Regions from separate parts of the Homo sapiens genome. Here region 1 is linked to region 2. The links are chromatin contacts, found by Hi-C or POLR2A ChIA-PET in ENCODE. All regions are on one chromosome and are shown on one strand. The core of a region is the stretch at or near the end of the contact, and the rest is flanking DNA. Distances in the headings are between cores, read along the strand shown. Region 1 overlaps MYO1E (myosin IE). Region 2 has its middle 8.7 kb from the start of RNF111.

Region 1 (7,609 bases), core at 2,357-4,856, 360 kb after region 2:
AAGCCCAACGGCTCTCTTCTTTAGCCTGAAATCTAGGTTCTAGATAAAAATTGGGATGCGTATAAATTAAATTTAAAAGCAAAAGTATCCTACCATGTTGCAGTAACTTAGCTTTTCCTTCCTTTACCATTTTGTGTCCTAAAACAACTCTGTGAGTAGAAATAGATAATGTAGACATTATTTCCATTTTGCAAATGAGGAACTGTGTTGTCTGAGAGGTTAAATCACTTGCTCAAAGTCACGGGTAAGGGAGAATTCAAAGTCTTCTAACTGCCGCTACTTCTTTTGTGAGACAAAAGTGTGTGATAGGATTTACTGTGTCCAAGAATGCTGCCGATTTAACGGGAAGGAATCCTGGGCTTTTGTACAGCAACACATTTACCTTCTCAAAATTAAAAAGTAAACCCATTATTTACAAATTACAACTTGCAATTAGATGGGAAGAAGTAAGCATGCTGATCTAGGATTTCCATTATGTGGCTGACACTAGGGAGGCCACGTCCATTCTCATTAGAATACACAGATTACTAACCTGACAGCAGCAGCAGTCCACAGACAGGTGTTTCTAGATGTAGTGTCCCCTGTGCTATAAATCCACAGCAGGATTGTCAGTGATGTGTCTGATGCTACAGCCACATAAACTAACTTTCCCCATCACTTAGATCAGGCATTTTTGCTACTACTGAACAGAAGAGAGTTCAGGAATTGACTTTGCTGGCGCTCTATTTTTTTTTTTAATTTAATTTTTTAGAGACGAGGTCTCACTATGCTGTCCAGGCTGGTCTCAAAGCCCTGAGACCAAAGCTCAAGTGATCCTCCCACCTCGGCCGCCCAAAGTGTTGGGATTACAGGCATGAGCCACCACGACCGGCCCTGGGATTCTATTGGATGCAGCCAATTTCTTTGTCAAGATTGGCTCCATGCTGTTATTTAATCAGGTGTTTCCTACTGTGTAGACAAACCTAACAGCTCTCCATCTTAAAAAAGGAGTGAGGAATTGAGCTGGACAGAGATGTGCATTCCAAATTTTTCTTTCCTTTTCATAAAGACTTGATCGTCTTATTTATCTGGATTGGCCATACACAGTAATCTCACTAGCTGACAGTTGCTTAGTAAACACAACTGAAGGACAATCCACTAAGAAATGTCACATTTCTTTTAAACTCTGAAATCCTATATCCCAGTTCCACATCTTGCTTTTCAAGTTTCTGTTTTAACTATCCAGCTTCATCACTATCTACTTTCTTTCTTTTTCTTTTTCTTTTTTGGAGACAGGGCCTCGCTCTGTTACCCAGGCTGGAGTGCAGTGGTGCAATCTTGGCTGGCTGCAGCCTTGAACTCCCAGGCTCAAGTGATCCTCCACCACAGCAACCCCCGGAGTAGCTGGGATTACAGGCACTCCACCACCGCGCCTGGGTAATTTTTGTATTTTTTGTAGAGATGGAGTTTTGCCATGTTGGCCAGGCTAATCTCAAACTTCTGGGCTCAAGCGATCCTCCTGTCTCGGCCTCCCAAACTGCTAGGCTATAGGTGAGAGCGAGGTATCTACTTTTGAATCTAGTCCATCTACTCACCAACCTCCCACACCCATTGTGAAATTACTACTACTACCCACAACCCTACCACACAACACTGGACCTATTTCCCATTGGTGAGTGGGTATCCTTCCTCTGAGCAAATGGACTTCCTACTTCTTTCTAGATCCATTCTCTTCCTGCCTGGCTTTCAGCTTCTAGTTTTTCATGCTTTTTTCTCCCTTTATTCCTATGTTTATAGTTGAAAGCTAAACCACAAGAGTGAGTTCAGTAAATATTTTTTGAGCTTCCACTATGCATCTAAGTAAACACTTCAGAACCAGCATATATCCTCATAGGAAAGAGCTACTTCTTCCTCTGAAACCCCCTGGAAATATGCCCAGGTAATAGGGAAGCACATGAAAGGTAAGCGACTTCCTGACTGAATAGACCAATTGCACTCAGTTTTGTGGCAGTGGATATAAAAGAAATATGAAGAACCTCTCGTCAGTGGGGCACAATGACTCACACCTGTAATAGCAATGTTTTGGGAGACCAAAGTGGAAGGATCGCTTGAGACCCGGCTGGGCAACATAGTGACACTCCATCTGTACAAAAACTTTAAAAATTAGCCTGGCATGGTGGCACACGCCTGTAGTTCCAGCGACTCAGGAAGCTGAAGCAGGAGGGTCACCTGAGCCCAGGAGGTCAAGGCTGCAGTGAACCATGATTATTGCATCACTGCACTCCAGCCTGGGTAACCAAATGAGACCCTGTCTCAAAATAAATAAATAAGTAAAAATAACTAAAAGTATAATTGGAATGTTTGTAACACAAAGAAATTATAAAGGCTTAAGGTGATGGATACCCCATTTATCCTGATGTGATTATTATGCATTGTAGGACTGTATCAAAATATTGCATGTACCCCATAAATATATACACCTACTTTGTACGCATATGTTGTTTTTCTTAAAAAAAAAAAAAAATGACCATTTTAGACGACTCCTGACATAAACACAGAAAAATGCTACCAAATGTCCTCCTTTTCCATTATGGTAACAGCATATTCCCCCCACTGGTGACAAAGTGGCAGAAACTGCTACAGGACCAAAGTAGAATCAGATGGTATCAATAAAACTGCCAACTTCATCCAAATATTCTCCAAAGCTTATTAAGTCTCTGAAAGACGATTATACAGAGATCACTTGGCAAGGGCTTTCTTTCGCAGGCCCTTCCAGTCACAATGCTGGGTCTTTGGGTTCAGCCTGGCAGGGTCAAAAACAGAAGGAAATCAGAGAGAAATTTGCCAACTCTTCCACACTGACTACAAGAATGATTTACTTATCAGACTGGCATATATGTCTCCCTCATTTTGCTCCATCCACTTAGATGTCTCACGTACAGGTCACACTTTCAGAAACCTCATAGAGAATTGCCAAGCAGACAAAGGAAGCCTATTTGCAAAAAACACATCCACCAACTCCTCCTCGCTAAGAATATCCCTGAAGAAGTTCTAACACATTTATTAGTGTAAAGATTTAACACAAAGATTGTCTCAAAGAGAACATTCACACCACACTGGGTCAAACCGTGAAAGAGAAAAACAAGGGCATTCTTGTGGCATCTAAGCCTACTCAGAATAATCTTTATTCATTATTTGCATAGCTCATGGCTTTATATTTTTATTATTAAAGTGCAATTTTGACGTTCAAATTTAAGAAGAATAAAGAACAAGATTTGGCACCACTTGGTGGATATATGTACTATCCTTGGTATGTAGTAAAAGGTGGACTAGCATCAAAGAGTGTGAAAACGACTCCAAGCTACTTTCAGACACTTCAGCTGGCAAGCGCAGGCTGCTACAGTATGAGATGTAATCTGCCAAATACCACAGAATGCAAGATTTTACGGATTTTGAAAGAAGCAAGTGATGATTCTGTGGCCACATCAGGAGAGCATGTTTTCTGCATCAATAAATCTGTGCCGAATATGAATAAAAAAAAAACCCACTTGGTTCTACCTCAAGGGCTGCTTTTCACCATTGTCCCACACATAAGCCAGGGCTGGAAAAGTACAAGAGACCCGGCCAGGCTTGCTCTCAGATCTCTTTGAAGTCCCCCACCTGTTTTCCTAGCTACTTGGAGGCCACGATGGACTTACATTTAAACTATATTAGACCTCATGCCTCAGAGATAGGCCACTGCTAAGCAGCCTGAGCATTTATTTACCAATTAACTTAGTCCGGCATTTTGAGAGGTAGTGGGAGAGACACGGACGCATTCAAATGACTCCCCTTGAGATGTCAGGAAAGAACCTGTATCATCTGAAGCCATGTGTGGCCCTGATTCATGCGGAGGAATGAGTGTCACGGACTATAAGCGGTGCTGTCTGCACACACTTGTTCTGATGCCTTTCCAATGAGAACCCGGCTGTGTGCTGTGGGCTCTCTCTGGTCACACAAAAAAACAAGTCCTGCAGCAACTCAAGTGTGCTACCCCCTCTCCCACTACACCCAAAATATTAACACAAAAGCAAAAAAAAAAAAAAATCTTGAAACTTTTTCTGGAATTAAAAAAAAACTAGGCCGAGTGCAGTAGCTCAGGCCTGTAATCCCAACATTTTGGGAGGCTGAAGCGGGCAGATCACTTGAGGCTAGGAGTTTGAGACCAGCCTGGACAACATGCCAAAACGCCATGTCTAAAAAAAATACAAAAATTAGCTGGGTGCGATGGCGTGGCCCTGTAGTCCCAGCTACTCAGAGGCTGAGGCAGGAGAATTGCTTGAGCCCAGGAGATGGAGGTTGCAGTGAGCCGAGATCATGCCACTGCACTCCAGTCTCGGTGATGGGAGTGAAACGCTGTCTCAAAAAAAAGAAAAGAAAAAACCCTAGATTCAAAGGGACATACATAAATAAGGTAAATAAGGTTTATTTATGTCCCTTTAAAACTAGCAGTCAGGCTTTCATAAGTAACTTTTATTTTTAAAATTATGTGTTTTTAATAGTACTTGAATTTTGGACATGTGTTGGATCATCTGAGAATTCTCTGATACCTCCAGTAATTCACATAGTACACCCCTGGTCTTTTTTTGTTTTGTTTTGTTTTTTAATTATACTTTAAGTTCTGGGATACATTTGCAGAACGTGCGGGTTTGTTACATAGGTATACACGTGCCATGATGGTTTGCTGCATCCATCAACCCATCATCTACATCAGATAATTCTCCTACCCCTCCCCTAGCCCCCCACCCCCTGACAGGCCCCAGTGTGTGATGTTCCCCTCCCTGGTCCACGTGTTCTCATTGTTCAGCTCCCACTTGTCAGTGAGAACATGCGGTGTTTGGTTTTCTGCTCCTAGGCTGGTTTGCTGAGAATGACGGTTTCCAGCTTCATCCATGTCCCTGCAAAGGACATGAACTCATCCTTTTTTATGGCTGCATAGTATTCCACAGTATATATGTGCCACGTTTTCTTTATCCTGTCTATCATTGATGGACATTTGGGTTGACAACTCCTAGTTTTAAAAAAAAAAATCTATGCTTATATAATACCTCCTTGCAGTTACTGAATTGTACAGTTATTGAATTGTTTATCTTTTACAAAGCACTTCTACTTTATTTCATTTGATTCTTATGGAGGTGTTTTATTATTATGAATATTTCCGTTTTACAGATGTAAAAATGGAGGGAACTGATTAAGATGACAAGAGCCAGGATTCAAACCAGGGCTCCACACTCTAAATTTCTATTGAATAATTTTTAAGTTTCCTAAGTTTACTACAGGTATGAAAACAAAACATAAGGCAGGCAATTATGATGAAACCTGCTCTGCTCAGGAATGGAGTTGTGTTATCCATATCTACAACTGCTGAGCTTGATTGTGATTTTTCTAAACATGAACATTCATCAGATATAATTCGTATAATATAAAGCACATGGTTTTATTCTGTTCTACAATTTCGCATTTGGCAGAAAATAGAGCTTTAGCCTACATTATGAAACTTAAAAGAACATTCAGACTACTATAGTCAAAAATATTTCGCTCGGCTGGGCACAGTGGCTCACGCCTGTAATCCCAGCACTTTGGGCAGCCAAGGCAGACAAATCACTTGAGGTCAAGAGTTCGAAACCAGCCTGACCAACATGGAGAAACCCCGTCTCTACTAAAAGTATAAAAAATTAGCCGGGCGTGGTGGTTTGCTCCTGTAATCCCAGCTACTCGGGAGGCTGAGGCAGGAGAATCGCTTGAACCCAGGAGGTGGAGGTTGCAGTGAGCTGGGATCGTGCCACTGCACTCCAGCCTAGGCAACAGAGCAAGACTCCATCTCAAAAAAGAAAAAAAAATCTCGCTCACAGAGTTCTTATAGGACAAAGTAAAATCTAAGCTTAGATATATCTTTACTCAATAAGGCAAATCACTTAAACATCCTCCATACATTTCCCTGTCCATGATGTGGCTAATATGGTTAAATTAAACTCCTTTTTTTCCTCCTACTCAACTGAGAAATGTCAGCGAAGAGTGTAAATTAATCAAACAAAATCCTTCTAAAGGAAATAAGCTCTGTGGTCTTTGCAGAGTCAGGTAATAGGTGTAACTAAAGTGGCCCTATATTGACAACTGCATTGTGAGGCAAGGCAAGAAAAAGTGTTCAAGTCTAAAAAAAAAAACAAAAATGAATAGATTGCTTAGGAATTTGGTAGCTGTCTCTACTTACAAATGAATTTCTATTTTCATTAATATAATTTTTTATAATAGCTATATAAACTAGATCAGTATTGACTTTTTTTTTTTTTTTTTGCTTGAAAGAGGAGTTGAAATGTCTTCCACAGCACATAGTACGTTCCTGACTCCCAGATCTGTGCTGAGCAAACTTTCTGAGTTTTTCAACCTTGGTCAATGAGAGGACTGTGTTTATTATAAATCCATGAAGGGATATCACCTGCTGAATTGCAGAGAACAGAGAAAAATGTTTCCTCTCTGGTTTTAGAACATCTCCTCTTAAGCTCGCTCCATAAAACACTCAGCCAACCCTGCCTGCAAGATGTCCTCAGTGCTGAGCCAGGACTGTCTCTATGGGCTCTCAGGAGTATTGGGGCTGGTCTCCAACCACCCTGCTAAGCTGGGAAAAACAGTAGGGGAGTTTCAACTATTGCTAACCTGTAACCACTTCCCACAGGCAGGAGGAGCAAGGTCCTTGAAAACCCATTTGGGTAAAAATTTAGAATGATATGGGGCAAACAGTGCAAGAGAACCAAAGACAGGGGTGAAACTACCTACAAAGGTCTATCAACATCTAAAAATAGACATTTAAACAATGAAGAGTGCACCCTATAAATAAAACATCAGGCTGGGCGCTGTGGCTCATGCCTGTAATCCCAGCATTTTTGGAGGCCGAGGCAGGTGGATCACCTGAGGCCAGGAGTTCAAAACCAGCCTGGCCAACATGGCGAGACCTCATCTCTATTAAAAATACAAAAATTAGCCAGGCGTGGTGGCACATGCCTGTAATCCCTGCTACTGGGGAGGCTGAGGCATGAGAATTGCTTGAACCTGGGATACAGAGGTTGCAGTGAGCCAAGATTGTGCCACTGCACTCCAGCCTGGGTGGCAGAGCAAGACTCTGTCTCAAAAAAAGAAAATGTCAATGACACATTTTATTCAACTTGAAGTAGTAATAATGGGTACTAAACTCTTCCATTTTATCAAACCTCAATAGACAGAAACCTTTCAGAGCCTTCCTCTCCACTGGTTCTAATGGATGGTGTGGAATGATACACAGTGCTTGGATACAGATTTTATGTGTAACAAGAGATGTTTTCCTGTTCCTGGTTTTCTAACCAAATATTTGACTGACCTTCTGGTTTCCAAATGGAGACAGAAATGTAAGATAGCTTGGTTATTTGACGTACAAAACCTTTGACCTAACTGACTCCATACTGTAGAATTGGTATTTCTCAACTTCACTACCCCGATATTCACAGTAGTCCAGCCTCCTATTGACTGCCTTCATCCAGAACACAGCCCCTCCCAAGAGACACAAAAGGGCAGCTCTGGGCATGTTAGGCTCCCATCCCAGACATTCTTCATGTTGATT
Region 2 (7,686 bases), core at 3,239-5,738:
GGCAAGATATGGGACTTGGGGAGCATGTTTGTCCTAGGAATACGACACTCTGAGGAGGCAAATGAGAAACTAAACTGTAGTTTTAGAAGCCGTGCTGGACCGAAGGAATGAGGGTAGATCTATAGTTCCCACCAAGGATGGTGACCCACTCCCATCTTTGGGCAGGGCCAGGAATGTGTGTCCTCTAAGAGAAAGAATATGGATTATGAACCAGGTGTGGTGTTTCATGCCTTAATCTGAGCACTTTGAGAGGCCGAGGCAGGTGGATCACTTGAGGTCAGGAGTTTGAGACCAACATGGCCAACATGGTGAAACCCTGTCTCTACTAAAAATACAAAAAAATTAGACAGGTGTGGCAGCATGCACCTTTTAGTCCCAGCTACTCGGGAGGCTGAGGCAGGAGGTTGGTTTGAACCTGGGAGGTAGAGGTTGCAGTGAGCCAAGATAGTGCCATTGCACTCCAGCCTGGGCGACAGAGTGAGACTCTGTCTCAAAAAAAAAAAAAAGAATATGGATTATGGCCTTCCTTCACATCATGTGGCAGTGCAGAAAACCACACACCTTGGTCCTACACTGCTGACCACCTTGAGCACCTGGCAGATACATCTACAAACCAAGATCCTTTGCGGAGGAAGTTAACATCATAACAAATCTCAGATAATTTCTATAAATAATATTTCAACCACAGTTTCCTGAACACAGTGAAAGATAAAGAGGAACACAAAGACACAAGAAGCTGAGTCAGAGTCAGCAGGAAAAACAACAGAAAAAGAATCACAGGGACTCCAGAAAATTATAGACATGGGCTATAAAACAACTATGATTACTGTGTTCAAGGGACAAAATCAAGATAGAAAATTTCAGCAGGAAACTGTGAGCTATAAAAAACTGACATAGCAGATTTGGGTAAAAAAATTCCGGAAGCAAAAGAATATGAGACCAAATTTTTAAAAATTGGGCTAGTAGATTAGTTATAATTGAAGAGAGAATTAGGTGACTGGAATAAAGCTCAGAAGAAGCTATCCAGAATGAAGCAAGGAGTAATTAAACAATACAGTATAAAGGGTAAAAGTATACTAAATACAGTGGGAAGATCTAACATATGCAATTGAAGTTTTAGAAGAAAAAGAGAAAGAATGGATTATAGGTAATATTTTAGATATAATGGTTGATAGTCCACTGTCAAGAAGCCCTACGAAGCCCAAGCAGAATAAATAAAAGTATTAATAAATGCTCAACTGGACACATCAAAATGAAACTTTAATAATCAAGACAAAAAGAAAAATCTTAAAGTAGCCAGAAAAAAAATACATCAATTTAGAAGCTACACAAGGACTTCAGAAGACAGTGAAATGATATCTACAAGGTGCAGTGAGGAAATAACTATCACTCCGGAAATACTCCATTAATGAAGGTGAATCCATATATTTCCAAAAAAAAACAAAAGAGAGATATTATCAATAGCAGATAAGCACTTAAGGATATTCTAGGCTGGGCGTGGTGGCTCATGCCTGTAATCCCAGCACTTTGGGAGGCCAAGACAGGTGGATTACCTGATGTCAGGAGTTTGAGACCAGCCTGACCAACATGGAGAAACCCCGTCTCTACTAAAAATACAAAATTAGCAGGGCGTGGTAGCGCATGCCTGTAATCCCAGCTACTGGGGAGGCTGAGGCAGGGGAATCGCTTGAACCTGGGAGGCGGAGGTTGTAGTGAGCCGAGATCACACCATTGCACTCCAGCCTGGGCAACAAGAGCAAAACTCCATCTCAAAAAAAAAAAAAATATATATATATATATATATATATATACATATATATACACATGTATATGGATATTCTATAGATTATTCCTCATGTAAAAGGAAAATTATCTTGCATGAAAAATCAGAGATGCAGAAATCAATGAAGACCAAAGAAAATGATAATTATGAGGATAAATCTAAATCATATTGACCGCGGCGGGGCGCGGTGGCTCACGTCTGTAATCCCAGCACTTTGGGAGGCTGAGGCAGGTGGATCATAACGTCAGGAATTCGAGACCAGCCTGACCAATGTGGTGAAACCCTGTCTCTACTAAAAAAAAAATACAAAAAAAATTAGTTGGGCTTGGTGGTGTGAGCCTGTAATCCCAGCTACTCAGGAGGGCTGAGGCAGGAGAATCGCTTCAACCCGGGAGGTGGAGGTTGCAGTGGGCCAAGATCGCACCACTGCACTGCAGCCTGGGCGATAGAGCAAGACTCTGTGTCAAATAAAAAAAAAAAATCATATTGACTGCGAAAACAGGGGGTGTGAAAAACAATAATAAAGTCTTGTGGGGTTTAAATGTTATAGAATTTCAGTAAATGGCCAAAATATCACAAATGGTATGTGTGTGTGTGGAGGGAGTGTATATAGTAGATTTTTTTTTTGTTTATGTTTTTGAGACAGTAGTCTTACTCTGGAGTGCAGTGGCACAATCATTGCTCACTGCAACCTCCACATCCCAGGCTCAAATGCTCCTCCCACCTCAGCCTCCCAAGTAGCTGGGACTACAGTTATGCACCACCACACACAGCTAATTTTAAAATTATTTGTAGACACAGGATTTCACCATGTTGCCCAGGCTGATCTTGAACTCCTGGGCTCAAGTGATCCACTTGCCTTGGCCTCCCAAAGTGCTGGGATTACAGGCATGAGCCACTGTGCCCAGCTGGTAAATATTTTAAAGCAATTTATGGATTCTTGATCAAGAGGATATTAAATGTAACAATACTAGATTTTAATAGGTAAGGATGAATGTGGTAATTGCTAAGGCAATCATTAAAAGAATAAAACAGAATATAACTGCAATGAGATGCTACTTCACACCCACTAGGATGTCTATAATTAAACAGACACACAATAATAAGTGTTGACAAGGATAGGAGAAATTGGAATCCTCATATAATGCTGATGAGAATGTAAAATGGTGCAATGCAGCCACTGTGGATCAGTTTGGCAGTTCCTCAAAAAGATAGTCATAGAATTACCATTTGACCCAGCTATTCCACTCATAGGTATATACCCATAAGAAATGAAAACAGGAACTCACACAGATACCTGTACATGAATGCTCATAGCAGCATTATTTATGATCATCAAAATATGGAAGCTTGAGTGTCCATCAATGGGTGAATGAATACATGATTTTAGAATTTTAGAATTCCTTTTCAGTTTTGGGACATTTTTATTTCTTTTTTTTTTTAATTTCTTTTTTCCATTTTCTTTGTTCTCCCTTGGAAGAACTTTTATTAGACTTTTTTTTTTCTTTTAAATGAGATGGGGCTCTCTCTGTGTTGCCCAGGCTGGCATCAAACTCCTGGGCTCAAGGAATCCTCCTTGATTATAGGTGTGTGCCACCGTACCTTGCTTCTATTAGATATTTTACTTCTAGGGTTGGACTTCTATCTCTCTTATCCTTTCCTTCACATTTATTTTTCTTTTTGTCTTATATGCTGGAATATTGTCTTTCTTTTATCTTTTAACCCTTCTACTGAATTTTAATTTCAGGAATCGTATTTTAATCTCTAAAGATTCTTTCTTCCTTTTTAAAAAATAACATCATTTTCCTATTGTAAGAATGCAGTATCATTTTTAATTTCTGAGGATATTAGAGAGTTTAAAATATTTTCCCTCTTATGTTTTTTGAATTATCTCCATTCTCTATTGTCATTTAAAAACCGTTTATCGGCTGGGCACAGTGGCTCATGCCTGTAATCCCAGCACTTTGGGAGGCTAAGGCAGGCGAATCACCTGAAGTCAGGAGTTCAAGACCAGCTTGAAACCTGGACTTGAAACCCTGTCTCTACTAAAAATACAAAAATTAGCCAGGTGTGGTGGTGTGCACCCGTAGTCCTAGCTACTCAGGAGGCTGAGGCAGGAGAATCACTTGAACCTGGGAAGTAGAAGCTGCAATGGGCCAAGATCACGCCACTGCACTCCAGCCTGGCAACAGAGTGAGACTCCATGCCAACAGAGTGAGACTCCATCTCAAAAAACAAAAACAAAAACAAACAATAAAAAAAAGTTTATGAAAACTAAATGTGGCTGGGCGCAGTAGCTTACACCTGTAATCCCAATGCTTTAGGAGGCCAAGGTGGGTGGATCACTTGAGGCCAGGAGTTCAAGACCAGCCTTGGCAACATAGCGAAACCCCATCTCTACTAGAAATACAAAAATTAGCTGGGCATGGTGGTGCACACCTGTAATCCCAACTACCCGGAAGGCTGAGGCAGGAGAGTCGCTTGAACCTGGGAGGTGGAGGTTGCAGTGAGCCGAGATGGCGCCATTGCACTCCAGCCTGGGCGACAGAGCAAGACCTTGTCTCAAAAAAAAACCAAAACCAAAACCAAGAAAACCCTAAGTGTGATGTCTGTGTGGAAGGGTGCTGCCTACCACCAGGCATGTGTGGGCAGGTGGGGCCTATACATCTTAGAATGTGAAGTATTTATCACTGCTTGTCTCACCAGCTGTTCTGGTTCTTCTCAATTACTTCAATGTGTTTCTTTACAGAACTCCCTGCTCCTGTTTTTAGCCTAGGACTTAAAAGCCTAGATGCCACATTTTCTTTATGTGGTGAGAGAGAGGTGAAAAGGTTTCACGGGATTGTGCCCAGAGAGACTTATGATTAATCTCCTCTGGTTTCATTTCTACATTTTACTGTTGGCCTCCCTTGCCTTTGGCCTGAGTCCATAGCCTGTCTTGTATTCTGCAAAGCATAGCAGCTTGCTTGTTGGTGCAGCCTTCTTTGACAGTAGTTAATGGTGTAGCTTTTTTTTTTTTGAGACGGAGTCTCGCTCTTGTTGCCCAGGCTGGAGTGCAATGGCTCCATCTTGGCTCACCGCAACCTCTGCCTCCCGGGTTCAAGCGATTCTTCTGGCTCAGTCCCCTGAGTAGCTGGGACTATAGGTGTGCACCACTACGCCCGGCTAATTTTGTATTTTTAGTAGAGATGGGATTTCACCATGTTGGTCAGGCTGGTCTTGGACTTCCCACCTCAGGTGATCCGCCGGCCTTGGCTTCCCAAAGTGCTGGGATTACAGGCGTGAGCCACCCTGCCCGGTCTGGTGTAGCTTTGATACTTTGCTATAACAATCACTAGTCCTCTGATTTTTATCTTTCAGATATTAGGTGGAATAACTTGCTTGCTAATGACCTTCTCCCATTTTCATTTGTGTTTTGTACGTTTTTAATTCCTTTCTCGTTTGTCAGGGTGATGTTGGGATGATAAACACCTGTGGCCAGTCTAGTCTGTTATCTGCTACTGAAAAAGAAAATTTCATTAAATAAAACAATATTTGCTGTATGAAGATTATCTTAAACGTACATCTTTGAGGAAAAAAATGCTAGAGCTTTACAGGTTTTGCAAAATGAACTTAATGTTGAGATGTTTAAGCAATTTTGATTCAGTAGGTGGCACTCTTTCCTAGTTTAACTCAATTCTAAATTGTGAACGGTTTGAAAATAGATTTTTCTTATCGGTATAATTTAAATAGATTGGGTTTCAGAGTTTCGTGATTGTCAACCTTAATCACTTGATATTTTCAGAATTTAAAAATACTTAAGCAAATTTTAAAATTAAGATATTAAACTAAAATCTCTAATATTTACAAATTTCTGTTGCATAATAGTGATTTATGTTCTGTCAAAAGTCAAAAATAATTACAATCTTATCAGAAGCCCTGACTGCTAAAGGTGTTTGGATTCAAGTTATCGAATAAATTTTTAAAATTCCCTTTTAGCACATGGGCACTTTCATTTTATTCTCTTTCTTCTTCTTCTTCTATATCTTTATCTCTGAACAGTCCCCCAATATATCAGTGTTTTTAATGTACTGTATAATAATTTTTTTCTTTCTTTTTTTTTTTTTGAAACATGGTCTCACTGTGTTGCCCTGGCTGGAGTGTAGTGGCTATTCACAGTCACGTTCATAGCACATTGCAGCCCTGAGTACCTGGGCTCCAGTGATCCTCCTGCCTCAGCCTCCTGAGAACAATGTACTATATAATCTTTCAACTGAGCAAAGCACAGTCTCTGCAATCCTGTAACTTAAAATCATAATCAAGTATTAGTTTGTGCAATTAAAACTAATACTAATGTAGTTTAGAGAAACTTTTAAATGATTTTGGAAAACTTTGCATGATCTGTAAATAATAACAAGCAAATGCATCAAAGTGTCTTTACTTCCTGTTCTGAATTTGCAACTAAGTAGCCAGTATGTAAATCACACTTGAAATTGTAATATAGCGTTCTCATAAATCTAATTAGGTCTGAAGCAAAATATGAAATGTTAGAACTTTAAGGCACTTTGGAGGTTATCCAGTCTAACTTTTCAATGATCAGAAACTTTTGTTTTTTTTGAGATAGGTCCCACTCTGTCACCCAGGCTGGAGTGCAGTGACGTGTTCATAGTTCACTGCAGCCTAAATCTCCCAGGCTCAAGTGATTCTCCTGTCTCAGCCTCCTGAGTAGCTGGGACTACAGGCACATGCCATAATGTCCTGCTAATTTTTTTGGATTTTTAGTAGAGATGGAGCCTCACTATTTTGCCCAGGCCGGTCTTGAACTCCTAGGTTCAAGTGATTGTCCCAACTTAGCCTCCCAAAGCACTTAGATTACAGATGTGAGTCCCTGCACCTGGCCAGAAACTTGTAATTGTAAAAAAGATTGCTAATAGAGGTGAGCGCATTAAAAATTCTGAATTTTAAAAGCGACATTGCAAAAGCATTTCAAGAGTTAACAACAACTTAATGAAAATGCTCACTGGTAAACCTCTGACTAACTTTAACCAAGTGTGTAAAAATATTGGTAATTAAAAGACTAAACTATTTCTGAGAATGGTTATCAGTCAGTTGGAAATCCTTGCTTGTGGTTCTAGGCTTACATTACCAATGGTGAATGGCAGCTTTCACTTTCATTTTTCTACACTTTTATCTTAAAAATATACTTTCACAGAATGAGAGAGCCTCAGACATGCCCAGAATTTGGCCTGATAACCAGAAACATATCATGATATTTGAAGTTTTGCTCATCTGCAAAATTCCAGGCATTCTGTGTCCCCTGGTTAGTCCATAATTTGTTACCTCTGTTTTTTAGAAACAGAGTCACAGAGATAGTATTAGTTATTGAGTCGTCTTCTTCTTCTTCTTCTTCTTCTTCTTCTTCTTCTTCTTCTTCTTCTTCTTCTTCCTCTTCCTCTCCTTCTCCTTCTCCTTCTCCTTCTCCTTCTTCTTCTGACAGAGTCTTGCTCTGTTCGGCATGATCTTGGCTCACTGCAACCTCCGCCTCCTGGGTTCAAGCAATTCTCCTGTTTCAGCCTCCCAAGTAGCTGGGATTACAGGCGTGTGCCCAGCTAATTTCTTTGTGTTTTTAGTAGAGACGGGGTTTCACCATGTTGGCCAGCCAAGTCTCGAACTCCCAGCCTCAGGTGATCCAACCACCTCGGCCTCCCAAAATGCTGGGATTACAGGCATGAGCCACTGCGCCTGGCCTCTTGATATTTCAAATATATCTTGAAAGTTGCCTTCCAAAGAAAATTGTAAATTTATTAGTTGATAAGTACTCATCACAAAGGTATTGTCTTTTGAGGTTATCCTTCTGCTAAATAGCTCCTCAATTTTTCAGAATCTATGATTGCATTGATTGCAAAACAGTTTAGTAGGATAAA

What was found. A loop is a pair of places that touch in the nucleus more often than their neighbours do. ChIA-PET counts read pairs that join two places held with the same protein, here RNA polymerase II (POLR2A). Pooled maps may share reads with other maps.
Region 1: a pooled map shows a loop between it and region 2 (2.9-fold over the local background). The contact joins two enhancer-like sites. A Hi-C loop is called at or near these places in 2 of 50 pooled maps. POLR2A ChIA-PET finds 5 or more read pairs at or near these places in 2 of 52 experiments (GM12878 and activated naive CD8-positive, alpha-beta T cell).

What each region holds. Positions count from the first base shown.
Region 1 is chr15:59,331,990-59,339,598 of GRCh38, forward strand. The region is part of intron 1 of MYO1E (myosin IE); the gene reads right to left. Among named protein-coding and RNA genes, the nearest start is that of MYO1E, 37 kb to the right of the region's middle. RefSeq lists an enhancer at 3,589-3,658. Within about 2 kb of position 3,607, at least 3 of the 41 ENCODE cell types and tissues checked have a DNase peak (open chromatin) inside an H3K27ac peak, as active enhancers do; they include GM12878, where a contact is called at or near this core.
Region 2 is chr15:58,975,108-58,982,793 of GRCh38, forward strand. No RefSeq gene overlaps it. Among named protein-coding and RNA genes, the nearest start is that of RNF111, 8.7 kb to the right of the region's middle. RefSeq lists enhancers at 4,281-4,380, 4,771-4,820. Within about 2 kb of position 4,489, at least 5 of the 41 ENCODE cell types and tissues checked have a DNase peak (open chromatin) inside an H3K27ac peak, as active enhancers do; they include GM12878, where a contact is called at or near this core.